2 separate regions of the Mus musculus genome follow, and region 1 is linked to region 2. A link is a contact called in ENCODE Hi-C or POLR2A ChIA-PET data. All regions are on one chromosome and are shown on one strand. Each heading gives the region's core, a stretch centred on a gene start or an enhancer-like site at or near the end of the contact. The rest is flanking DNA. Distances are from core to core; before and after follow the strand shown.

The links. A loop is a pair of places that touch in the nucleus more often than their neighbours do. ChIA-PET counts read pairs that join two places held with the same protein, here RNA polymerase II (POLR2A).
Region 1: a map of heart shows a loop between it and region 2 (2.2-fold over the local background). The contact joins the promoter of Magi1 here to the enhancer-like site in region 2. A Hi-C loop is called at or near these places in 3 of 37 maps with a recorded cell type or tissue (all heart). POLR2A ChIA-PET finds 5 or more read pairs at or near these places in 3 of 5 experiments (Patski and embryonic stem cell).

Annotation. Positions count from the first base shown.
Region 1 is chr6:94,281,365-94,286,311 of GRCm38, reverse strand. Magi1 (membrane associated guanylate kinase, WW and PDZ domain containing 1) reads left to right here and starts at 2,395. Exons shown (of 24, transcript NM_001029850.4): 1 at 2,395-3,302. The coding sequence starts at 2,990. It overlaps Gm31661 (a long non-coding RNA gene), which reads right to left and starts at 2,391. Exons shown (of 5, transcript XR_377886.4): 1 at 1,383-2,391.
Region 2 is chr6:94,238,943-94,244,299 of GRCm38, reverse strand. All of the region lies in intron 1 of Magi1 (membrane associated guanylate kinase, WW and PDZ domain containing 1), which reads left to right. Among named protein-coding and RNA genes, the nearest start is that of 4930511A08Rik, 4.2 kb to the right of the region's middle. Within about 2 kb of position 2,944, at least 1 of the 3 ENCODE cell types and tissues checked has a DNase peak (open chromatin) inside an H3K27ac peak, as active enhancers do; it is heart, where a contact is called at or near this core.

The DNA.
Region 1 (4,947 bases), core at 1,146-3,645, 43 kb before region 2:
TGCCAACTGCTCTTCTGAAGGTCGAAAGTTCAAATCCCAGCAACCACATGGTGGCTCACAACCATCCCTAATGAGATCTGATGCCCTATTCTGGGGTGTCTGAAGACAGCTACAGTGTACTTACATATAATAAATAAATAAATAAATCTTTAAAAAAAAAAGAGCCCTTGAACTTGTAAAATGCTACAAAATTTGAAGACATGGGACTTTGAAAATCTATTTTATATTGCTGTATCAATATTATAATGGCATCTTGGGTACAAAGGCAGGGAAGGTTACAGTTTAACAGTAATGGTTGACAAAGAGTGGTGGGTTCTGCTAGTGAAGTTTTTGTCAACCTGAGGAAAACCTAGACACAGCTGGAGAAAGAGCATGGTAGCGGACCTGGGGAGTAGCTATGCCTATAGGGCATTCTCTTGATTGCTGGCTGTTGCAGGAGGACCCAGGCCACTGTGGTGGGTGCCATCCTTGGGCATGTGGACCTAGGATGTAGAAGAAAGGCAGCTGAGCAATCCAGGAGAAGCAAACCAGTAAGGTGCATTCCTGAGCTCTAAGTTCAAATAGACCCTTTTTGACTAAGTCGGTTTTGGTTAGTGTTTTATTATAGCAACAAAAAGCAAATTAAAACATCCTAGAGATGCTGATGGCTAGATCTCTGTTAGGGTTTGGCAGTTAGGTTTGAAGGGACTGCTCATTTGACCTCAGTAAAACCAAAACCAACAAAACCAAAAAGCAGCCCCCCTCCCCCAACACCACTATCACCACTTGGGGGAAAACACAACCAACCAATCCCCCAAAAACAAAACCAAAAAAAAAAAAAACAACAACAAAACACCAGAGACATGAAATTCCTTTCACCTTTTCAAATAATCAGGAGCAAGACGGTTTTTTGTGTGTAGCCAGTCTTAGGGAGCCCAGGCCATCCTCTCCTAGACTTTGCCTTGAATTCTTGGTCCCCATGCCTCAGCCTCACAAGTACCAGGATTACAGATGTAAAACGCCAGGCCCTCATTCTTATTAACTTAGAATAGCTCTCTAGAAACAGGGCTTGAAGAGCTTAAATGTATGCTTATGTTCTAGAGAGGGGATTACAACCCCAACCACTAAGGACTCTGACACCCCCCCCCCCCCCAGTTATCAGACTGTGAAATTTTATATGCCACCATAAATTATTTACTTTGCAAGTTTCCAGTGCCTATGTATTATTTCTAACAACTCTGTGTGTGAGGTGGGGTGGGGTGGGGGTGGGGGTGGAGGAGGGGGTGGGGGTGGGGGTGGGAGTGATTGTATTCCTCCAGCCTTGGCAAGTGGAAGGTCTTCACTTAATGTTGTACTTAAGATGCCTGCGGAATCTGAACTTCAGACCTATCCTCTCGACCCACCTCAGTGACATCCTCATCTCTCTGAGTGGCTCCAACTCAGCTCCTTTTATCTAGTAGATTCTCAAGTCCGTGACCAAAGAGGAACTCATTGGAAACCACTGAAAAATAAACAAAACCGCTAGGGCCACCACTGCACTGGCTTCTTGGCGGTGGGGGCTGTTCTTTCTGTCCCGGCCTCACCAGTGCCCCGATTACTGGACCCCGCCTCTGGGCGGCGAATTCCGAGGTGGCCGGCTCGCCCACGCTTGTGCAGGACCCGCACCCTGCGGTGATCTTTACTCCCCAAAGCAGTGCTTAGGTTTCTCGGCTCTCCTAGAAGCCAAAGGGGGCTGGCCACCGCCGCCCCCTTTGCTGGAAGGACAATGAGAGGCCAGCGAGAAGTCTTAGGTAAAAAGGCCACGCTAGCTTTGGCTTTTCTCGCTCGCTGGCAGTTTTTTCCTTGTCCTAAAAAGTTGGCCCCAAAGTTTAACGATGGGAGCGTATGTGTAGGTGCGTTTGGTGGGCGCGGACAGGGATGCAGAGGGTGTGTGGGTCTTGTTGATTCGGGTCCTCAGGGTCACAGAGACAAGAGCCAGGCTCCGCATGTGGACTTGAACCCCTGGGCGGGGAGCAGGCGCGGAAATGTGGCGGAAGGCGCGTGAGCGATGGCGTGGCCAGGCACTAGCGGAGGACGAGGAGGGACCCGGGTAGGCAGCAAGAGTGTGAGCCCCGCGCTGAATTGGTCTCCCAGCCCCCACCTGTTTGAAACGATTTGCAAACACCAAAGCCAAATTCTCTGTGTTCCAAAAGTTCGAGAGCTGGAGTCGGGCAAGCACACGTGTTCCCCCAAAAGGCTCTGGCTGAGCCGACCACACTGCAAGAGGAGGAATTCTAGGGGTGCAGGGAGAGGAGCAAGTTGGCGTCAATGAAGGGTCGGCCCTAGGACCCCGCGGGAGGCGCGTTGGAATCTCTCCCTTCCAGGAGGAGGGGTGGGGCGGGCCTGCCCGCGGGCGGCCGCCGGGCGCATGCGCGCGCGTCTCCTCTCCAGCCGGCCGCTGCGCTCCGCCGCGCGGAGTAGAATGAACTGTAACAAAACAAGCCGAGCCTTTGTATCTGCTTAAAGGGGCCGCGGCCACTTCCCTCGCGTCCCCTCACCCCCGCCCCGCGCCGTCGCGTCTCCAGGGCTCCCGGCAACTAGCTTGGAAAGGGCTTCCCTCGCGCTGAGGAGCGGCCGGCCGGCGCGGAGCAGGCGCGGCGTGTGTGGAGAGAGCCGCGGAGCGGAGAGCGGGCCCGGGCGGCGCCGGAGTGGACTCTGGTCCCGGGAGCGCGGTCGGCGCCGGAACGCGGACCCGGAGGCACCGGAATGCAAACAAAGCTCGCGGGCGCCCGTGCAGGGCTCTTCACGGAGCCCGGAAAGTTTGTTTTATGATGGCTTGAGAGCGCGAGAGAGTCGGGCGAGGAGGCTCGAGTAGCTCGCTCCCGCGCTCCGAGAGATGCTTCTCCCGTGAGCCCGCCGCTCCGGGGGCTCGTGCTGTGGGGGCACCTGTCTCTCGTTTTAGCAGTTTTCTTTTCTTTTTCTTTTTTTCTTTAATTTGAATTTTGTTTTCGAGGAGGGGCTGTAACTCATCATGTCGAAAGTGATCCAGAAGAAGAACCACTGGACTGGCCGCGTTCACGAGTGCACCGTGAAGCGGGGACCCCAGGGCGAGCTGGGGGTGACGGTCCTGGGGGGCGCGGAGCATGGGGAGTTTCCGTACGTGGGGGCGGTGGCGGCGGCCGAGGCGGCGGGGCTTCCCGGCGGTGGCGAGGGGCCGAAGCTGGCCGAAGGTGAGCTGCTGCTGGAGGTGCAGGGGGTCCGGGTGTCCGGCTTGCCCCGCTATGACGTGCTGGGAGTCATCGACAGCTGCAAGGAGGCCGTCACCTTCAAAGCCGTCAGACAAGGTAAGACGGGGCGTGCCTTTGGGGGGCGCACCCCGAAAAAGAGGGGAGGCCTGAGGGGGCGCCGTTTGCTCCGAGTGCTGTGAGCCAAAGTTGAGGCCCGGACCAGATGCACTCAAAGTTGTGAGGTTGTGGGCTGTGCGCCCACCTGCGTGGCGGGCTGGGGCCGGGGTTGCGCCGGGAAGCGGGGAGATGCTTCCCAGGTCTGGTTTGCCAACTTCTAGGTCGTAGCCACCTAGTGCTGCGCAGCCTCGCCTTCACCTTAAGGCAGATGGGGAACTGAGGGAGGCTAAGGTGGACGCTTCCCCCAGCCCCTTACGGGATGGATGAGCTCACGGAGCTGGTGGCTTGCCACTGCCTGTTTCCCTGAACTGGAGAGTGGGTCGTGGAAGGAGAGGGTCTATTTATGGTTGATTGGAATTCTTCCATCACAGAATTTGCCTTCATCCTGCAACCCCTCCAGGTGGGGCTGGGTTATAACCCACTGGAGTCCTTAATCCAGCCTCCTGCAGAGCCCGCAATCACCCCACAGCGGGGTGACGTCTGTGTCTCCTCCTTGTGGAGACCTACGGTGGGGGAAGGGGTGATTAGCGCTTGGCGCGAATCTAGTCCAAGTTTACCCAGCCACCTCCTCCTCTTGCACCGTCGTCCTTATTGATGATGGTTGTTGAGAGTTACAATTCATTGTTAGCGTGTTATGTGAGAGGCTGTCTGTAAAGTGGTTTAATTGCATTATCTCATTCTGATTCACATCAATGCTATAAGAACGACTCGGTTTTTGTAAGTCCTATATTACAATAAGTAAGCCGGGTCTGACCTTAGGTAAATGACTTGCCCAAGGTCACACAACTACCAAAAGTGTATGGGTCTTTTTTTGTTAAACCTTGAGCAAGGAGGAGGAGGGCTTGAGGGGACGACTTTCGGGACCTGAGTTTTGGGGTGGGGGTGGGGAAGCAAATCCTCCCCTAGAAGTCTGTAGGATAAGGATGGCTTTCTGTAGGGTAAGGATGGCCGTGGGAGAGTACTCCCTCGCAGTTTGGTCTGAGCAATGGTCTGATCCTGTAGCTAGCCACCGGAGCATAGCTGCAGTCCTTAGAGGCATCCCTCCTGCACCCAAGTGCTGTGACGCAGGTTCTCCCAGATGAAAGCACCAGAGGAGGTGGCAGAGTTGAATGTGGTGAAAAGTTGCCATATGTTCCTGTCAGGATGGCAGCAGCTGAAGGAAACGTGTCAAAGGAAAGCGGGGAGAGCCAGCGCTCTCAGCAGCAGGCCGCTTCCAGATGACCGGAGGATGAGCGCAGTACTGTGTGCGGGGAGCCTAGTAGCCAGGCCTTTCTATCCTGTTGGGAGCGCAGAGGCTGACACCTAACAGTGGAATGTCCATATCCTGCTACTTGGCCTTGCTTGATGAATCTGTCCTTAGGAGTTTCTGGTAAAATCATAACCGAGGAAGTGTGCTGGTTCACAGTAAGTGCTCAGGAAAAGCGAGTTGTATTGGAGTTGGATTTAAGCAGTTAGCAATTCAGTTTTTAGCTAGGAATTTAATGCCAGTTCCCCGGGTGTTTATGACTTGGTAGAGCTGTTGAGATAACACTGTGACAGGCATTTATTTATTGGGGGAGGGGGGCAGCATTGGGTTTGAGTTCAG
Region 2 (5,357 bases), core at 1,695-4,194:
CAATGTCTTTGAAGAGGATTCTTTTATAGCCATCGCCCTGAGTGATAAAAGATCAGAATGAAAAGGCACTAGTAAAATGTATCATGGTTTTATCCCCATTTAGAGATGATTCTATCCTCTGTTAAGAATTAAGTAATTGTGAGTACAATATGTAAGTGTACTATAAAACCACTTCCATTAACTGTTTCCAATAATGGGAACACATCAACACTAACCCCATGAAGCTATGTGCCTTAAAAGTTTACAACCTCAATTTTATGGGCTTTGAGGCTTTTTGCATTAGATGAAAGGAATATTACGCTATAAAAATTGGCACCTTATGAGCCTGAAGTTTTCGCATCAGCAGCGTTCTAGGAAAGGCAAGGGTAAAAAAAATTGTTTCAGAACATGATCTATAATTTTTAGAAGTTGGCATTATCTTTTGGCTGTGGCTAAATAAGGAAGGCCTAATAGGTTAGTCTTAGTCTGGTGTCTCAGTTTCTAAATATACATGCTTTATTAAAAGAGTGAGTGGATTTTATCGTTTGTTGTTACTTCCACAAATGTTTATAGCAAGCCTGCGGTGACAGTTATCTCTCCATGAAGGGCTGCGTGACATATCATCATGCTGAACGTACTCATCGGCATGGAGTATTTCTACTTTCACCCATGTGCACGTTGGTTGGGGAACTCTGCGTATGTTATTCTGGAGGCTAGCCTTGGAATTGACATCACACGGAGTCATCTCAGCATACCCAAAGCAGGCCAGGGAAGTACAGTCCTCCCATGGACCCTAGAGTAAGAAGAGGGAAAGAATAGTTTCCAAAATTAATAGAACCTACCACACTACTGCTGTGTCTTCTGGGTCCAGATTTACAGTGAACAAGGTGGATGGCATCTTTGTTGTGTGGAAGTTCTGCCGTGGAGGAGGAAAAGGTCAGAACATGAAAGAAAATCACCGAGCAATATAATTTCAGGTAGCAGCCAGGGTGCTATGATAGAGTACAACTCAGTGAAAATGTTATATGTACCTTTTCTCTTTTGTATGGCGTTCTGTGCGGCTGAACTGCATCTCTCTGTAGTGTGACCTTATTCTAGCATGACAACTCTTGGCCACCATGGATTTTGGTGTGTGGATAAGTTAGTGCAGATTTTAAGTGGTCTGAATTTTATGTGGAGTCCTTCAGTGTAAGGTAGGTAAGGTCACAGTGCTTGAGTCAGGGATTGTGTCCATACACCCAGTTTTAAGTACTTCCTACAATAGAAAGGGTTCTCCATGCAGGCCCTGTGATGTGATCTGCAGTTGGGGTTGGGAGAAAAAGTGTGTGTGTGTGTGCATATGTATATACATACATACTATACCTGCCTCTGCTAAGCAAGTTGTGGCTTCCAACTTGCCTAAAAAGGACCTTTCCTTTTCAGCTCTGAGAAAATTGACAGTGGACCACACCAGTCAGGTGTGTAGAGATGATGTCATTTGTCGCCGTGCTCAGCAATAGCAAGCTCTGCTTGTTAAACCGAGCACATACCAGTCATTGGATGGCTTACCCTGATTGGGGGCCAGTACCATTACAGCTGTTCCCTGCAGCTGCAAGGTATCTTCACCTCGCAGAGAGTTCCTGGTGCAGCCCCAGGGATGTGGCTGTTCGTTACAGATGGGAGGAAGGAGCAGGGCCAGTGGAACTACAAGTCCAGCTTCGTGTTGTGTTCTTCAGGCTGTCAGACTGGACGAGTGCTTGGAAGCAGGGGCTATTTTTTTTTCTCTCTTAGTTTTTCATTTATAGTTATCACTAAATATATTCCAATGATGGAAAATTACAGCTTCTTACTTGCCACTTGGCAGCTGTGCCTGTATCTCCTTTTTAGTTTTTGGTGTATATTTTAAATTCAGTTAGGCTTCAGTGGGGTAGAATTATGAGACTTTAAAAAAGATGAAGTGTCACACTGTTAATTTAGGGTTAGGTGCAGTATAAAAAGACAAGCTATAATCGGAGTGGCAGTCATTGAGAGTTTCCTGTGTCCCTTTCTTTGGTAAAGTGCTGGACACATGTGATGGCATGTGTTTCCGATATTCCTAGATACTTTATGGTAGTTACTTGGCTGTTATAATTATCCCCATATTAGAGGTAGGGAGACTGGAGGTCAGAGTTCAGTGGTTTCTTAAGTTTTTCTAGCTTTTGAGTGGTGGGGTCTAGATTCTAGTCTTCATTTGTATGGGGCAGGGCTGGAATTCTTAGAATTTTAATTACTTTTTTTTTTTTTTTTGAAGGGGAAAATATCCTGTATAATCGGTGCACAGACATTTGACTGCACGTGCCTTTTCCCCGAATGCCTAGAAAACAGACTTAGGTAGACGCTGAATATTCTAGAAATGGATGCCTGAGTAAGACAAGCAGGCATCAAAGTGCTGGGGTTATCTGTGCGTGCTCGGTACAAGAGATAAGTCCGTGAGGTGGTTAAACTTGTGGGCTTAAGGGATGTAACTTCTCATTCTGTCACCTTCAAAAACTTGACGATGGTTTGAATTCACTGTTTGAGACCTAGTGATACAGTTTGGATTTGACCCTCTTAAAAAAATTCCTTACTGGGCTGGTGACGTGGCTTAGCTGGCCACATAAGTTAGACGACCTGAGTTCAATCCCTGGAGCTCATGTCTGGAGGAAAGAACCAGTTTCTTCAGGAAGGTTCAAGAATGTTGTCCTCTGGACCTTTACAGGCTCTCTGTGTTACATGTGTGTGTGTCCTGGAATCTGAGTGGGGTCAGTGTGGATGGCCGCTGCTCGTGAGTCATTGTGGTGACTGACTACTGCAAGGTCCCATGGGGAATCGGATCCAGCTCTAGGCTGGACTGCATTTGTTCTAACGTTGTTGCTATCTTAGCACCTTTCTGGAAATGTGTTGGTTGATGTCTGTCTACACCAGGGAGAAGCCAAGGCAGCGTGAGTCATCAGAGGCTCACAGTTGCCTCTGTGTTTGTTCAGGGCCTGTGTAGTCTGTGTGAGAGTTGAGGACTGGGGTAGACAATCTCCTTGGTTCCCGGAAGCTTGTATGTTGGTGGAGGAACATGCTGAGGTCCCTGTACCTCCCATGCTTAGCACTTGACCTGGCAACTCTTGGTTTCCTTCTTCGTCAAGAGAAATGGCAGTTTTACATCTTCTCTATGCAAGGGACTGGTCTTTGTAGAAAACAAAGGTAAACTGAACAGATCCAGTCACTGAGGTGGATGTAATGATTGAAATTGTTTGTTGGCTCATTCTTTTATGTGTGCAAGTTATGCTAGGCTTTTTGCTTAGATTTCTCCCACGAGTTCAGCATCCGCTGTTTGTGCACTTATAGATCCCTCTATTGAACATTGCAGGGCTGTGACTGCTTTACAGAGGTCTGTGACTTCAGCTAAGGAGTTTTTGCTATCCTCTTGCTGTGTGCCATTCTAGTGGGGGACCCCAGGCATGAGTGTGAAAGAGAGCTTGGGAGATGGCTCAGTGGATAAAAGTGCTTTGTTGCGGGAAGGCCTGAGTTTGACTCCCACACACCTGTGTGAAAAGCTTGGAAGGCAGTAAATCTGTAATTCCTGCCCTGGAGGTCAGAGGCAAGTGGATCCTCTCTGGCCGGCTGGCGGCCAGCCAGCCTAGCTGTAAAGGCTTTCAATTCAGTGAAAGCCCATCTCAAGGCAGTAGAGAGTGATAGAGGAACACACCTGAAGCCCTCTGGCCTCCGAGTGTGTGGAGTGTGTGTGTGATGTGTGTGTCTACATTTACCACACAGTCATGTGTGCACTCCTCTGAGCTGGGAACCCAGATTAGGTTAAGATCATAATGGATCAGGATCTGTTTCATTCCAAGGTGTTGGCTCTTATTGGCTGCCTGGCTGGTTTACCTGATGTTTCCTTGCTGTGCGCATGTGCAAGTGATACCTGGACCACAGAGGATTCTTACCTCATGGAGTGAGACCTCTCATCTAGCATAGCAGTTTTCACACACCTAACTAACTCATAGGTTGTTATAAGGAAGTTTCCTACAGTCAAGTGGGGATATTTTGCACATCTTTGATCCCAGCACTTGAGAGAGGGGGGCACGAGGAATGAAAGTCCTAGGCTACACAGTGAGTTCAAGGTCAGCTAACTAAAAAGAAATAATTTAATTCAATTTAAAAAATTGTCTCTGAAGGCTGCCTAGACTGCAGTGCTGAACACGTTTTTGCTTCTGTCAGCGAACCCCAAAACAGTTGGTACCCCATAGTCATTCTCTGAAGATTGAGATAATGGGTGATGTCTATTCTGATGTGGATGAGTCTTGTTCACCAGGGAGGGCTTGCTGGTCCTTTGGATCATCTGCAGGTCTCTGTAGTGTAGTGTTTCTCAACCAGTGGGTCATGACCCCATGGGGGGGGGGTTCGATGACCAAATGTCCTGTGTGTCAGATATTTGTGTTATGAATCACAACAGTGACAAATTACAGTTATGAAGTAACAACGAAAATCATGTTAGGCTTTGGGGTAGCCACAACACAAACTGTATTAAAAGGTTGCTGTATTAGGAAGGTTGAGAACCACTGCTGTCGTGACTCCCAGGGCTATGTGCTGCTGGGTAAGTGAGGCAGAACTGTCATTTTAAAGGGTTGGGGGAAACTGGCACCATTTATGTTGCCAGGAAAGCTGTGAGGAGCAAGCAAATTAATAATATGTCATTTAGACTCCATGAAGCCTGTTGGCAGCCTTTCTTGATTACATGAGATGTTTGTTAAATAATTCAGTTCCTTGTCTAGAAATAAACTTCAGTAATACCTAGCTTCTTGGGAAGAGGAGGGAGTTTAAGAGGCTTTGGTGAGGTCTGTGTGCTTCCTCTGTTCTCCTTGGTGGATCTGGAGTAGGGTTTGGCTCTTCGACAGAAGCTGCAGCAGCCTTAGATACCGATTTCCAGGTCCCCTACCAGCCTTGCTAAATGAGAATCTGTGTTTTAACAGGATCCTCCAGGGAGGGCAGGAGGGAAGTTTTGATTGGAAAGTTTTGGTGTTGAAAAGGGAGACAGTGATAGAAATCAGGTGAAAAGTGTTTTTTAAGCTCCACTACAGAGCAGTTCCTCCTCCTCCTGCCCACCCCACTCCCATCAATCCCCAGAACGGGCCTAAAAACCATCCTTGTTTACAAGGATGCTTTGAACTCCTGATCTCCTGCTTCTGCCTCCCAAGCACCAAGATTACAAATGTGGTGAGAAATCAAGCCTAGGGCTTTGCGTGCTAGGTAAACACTGGACAACTGAATTACACCCCAGACGAACTCATTGTGTGTGTTCTTGCTGCCCACTTTGCTAGTTTTCTTCCATTTACACTGCATTTGGTCCACTCTATCACAGACAGCGAGGGATAGTACTCTGCCAGGAC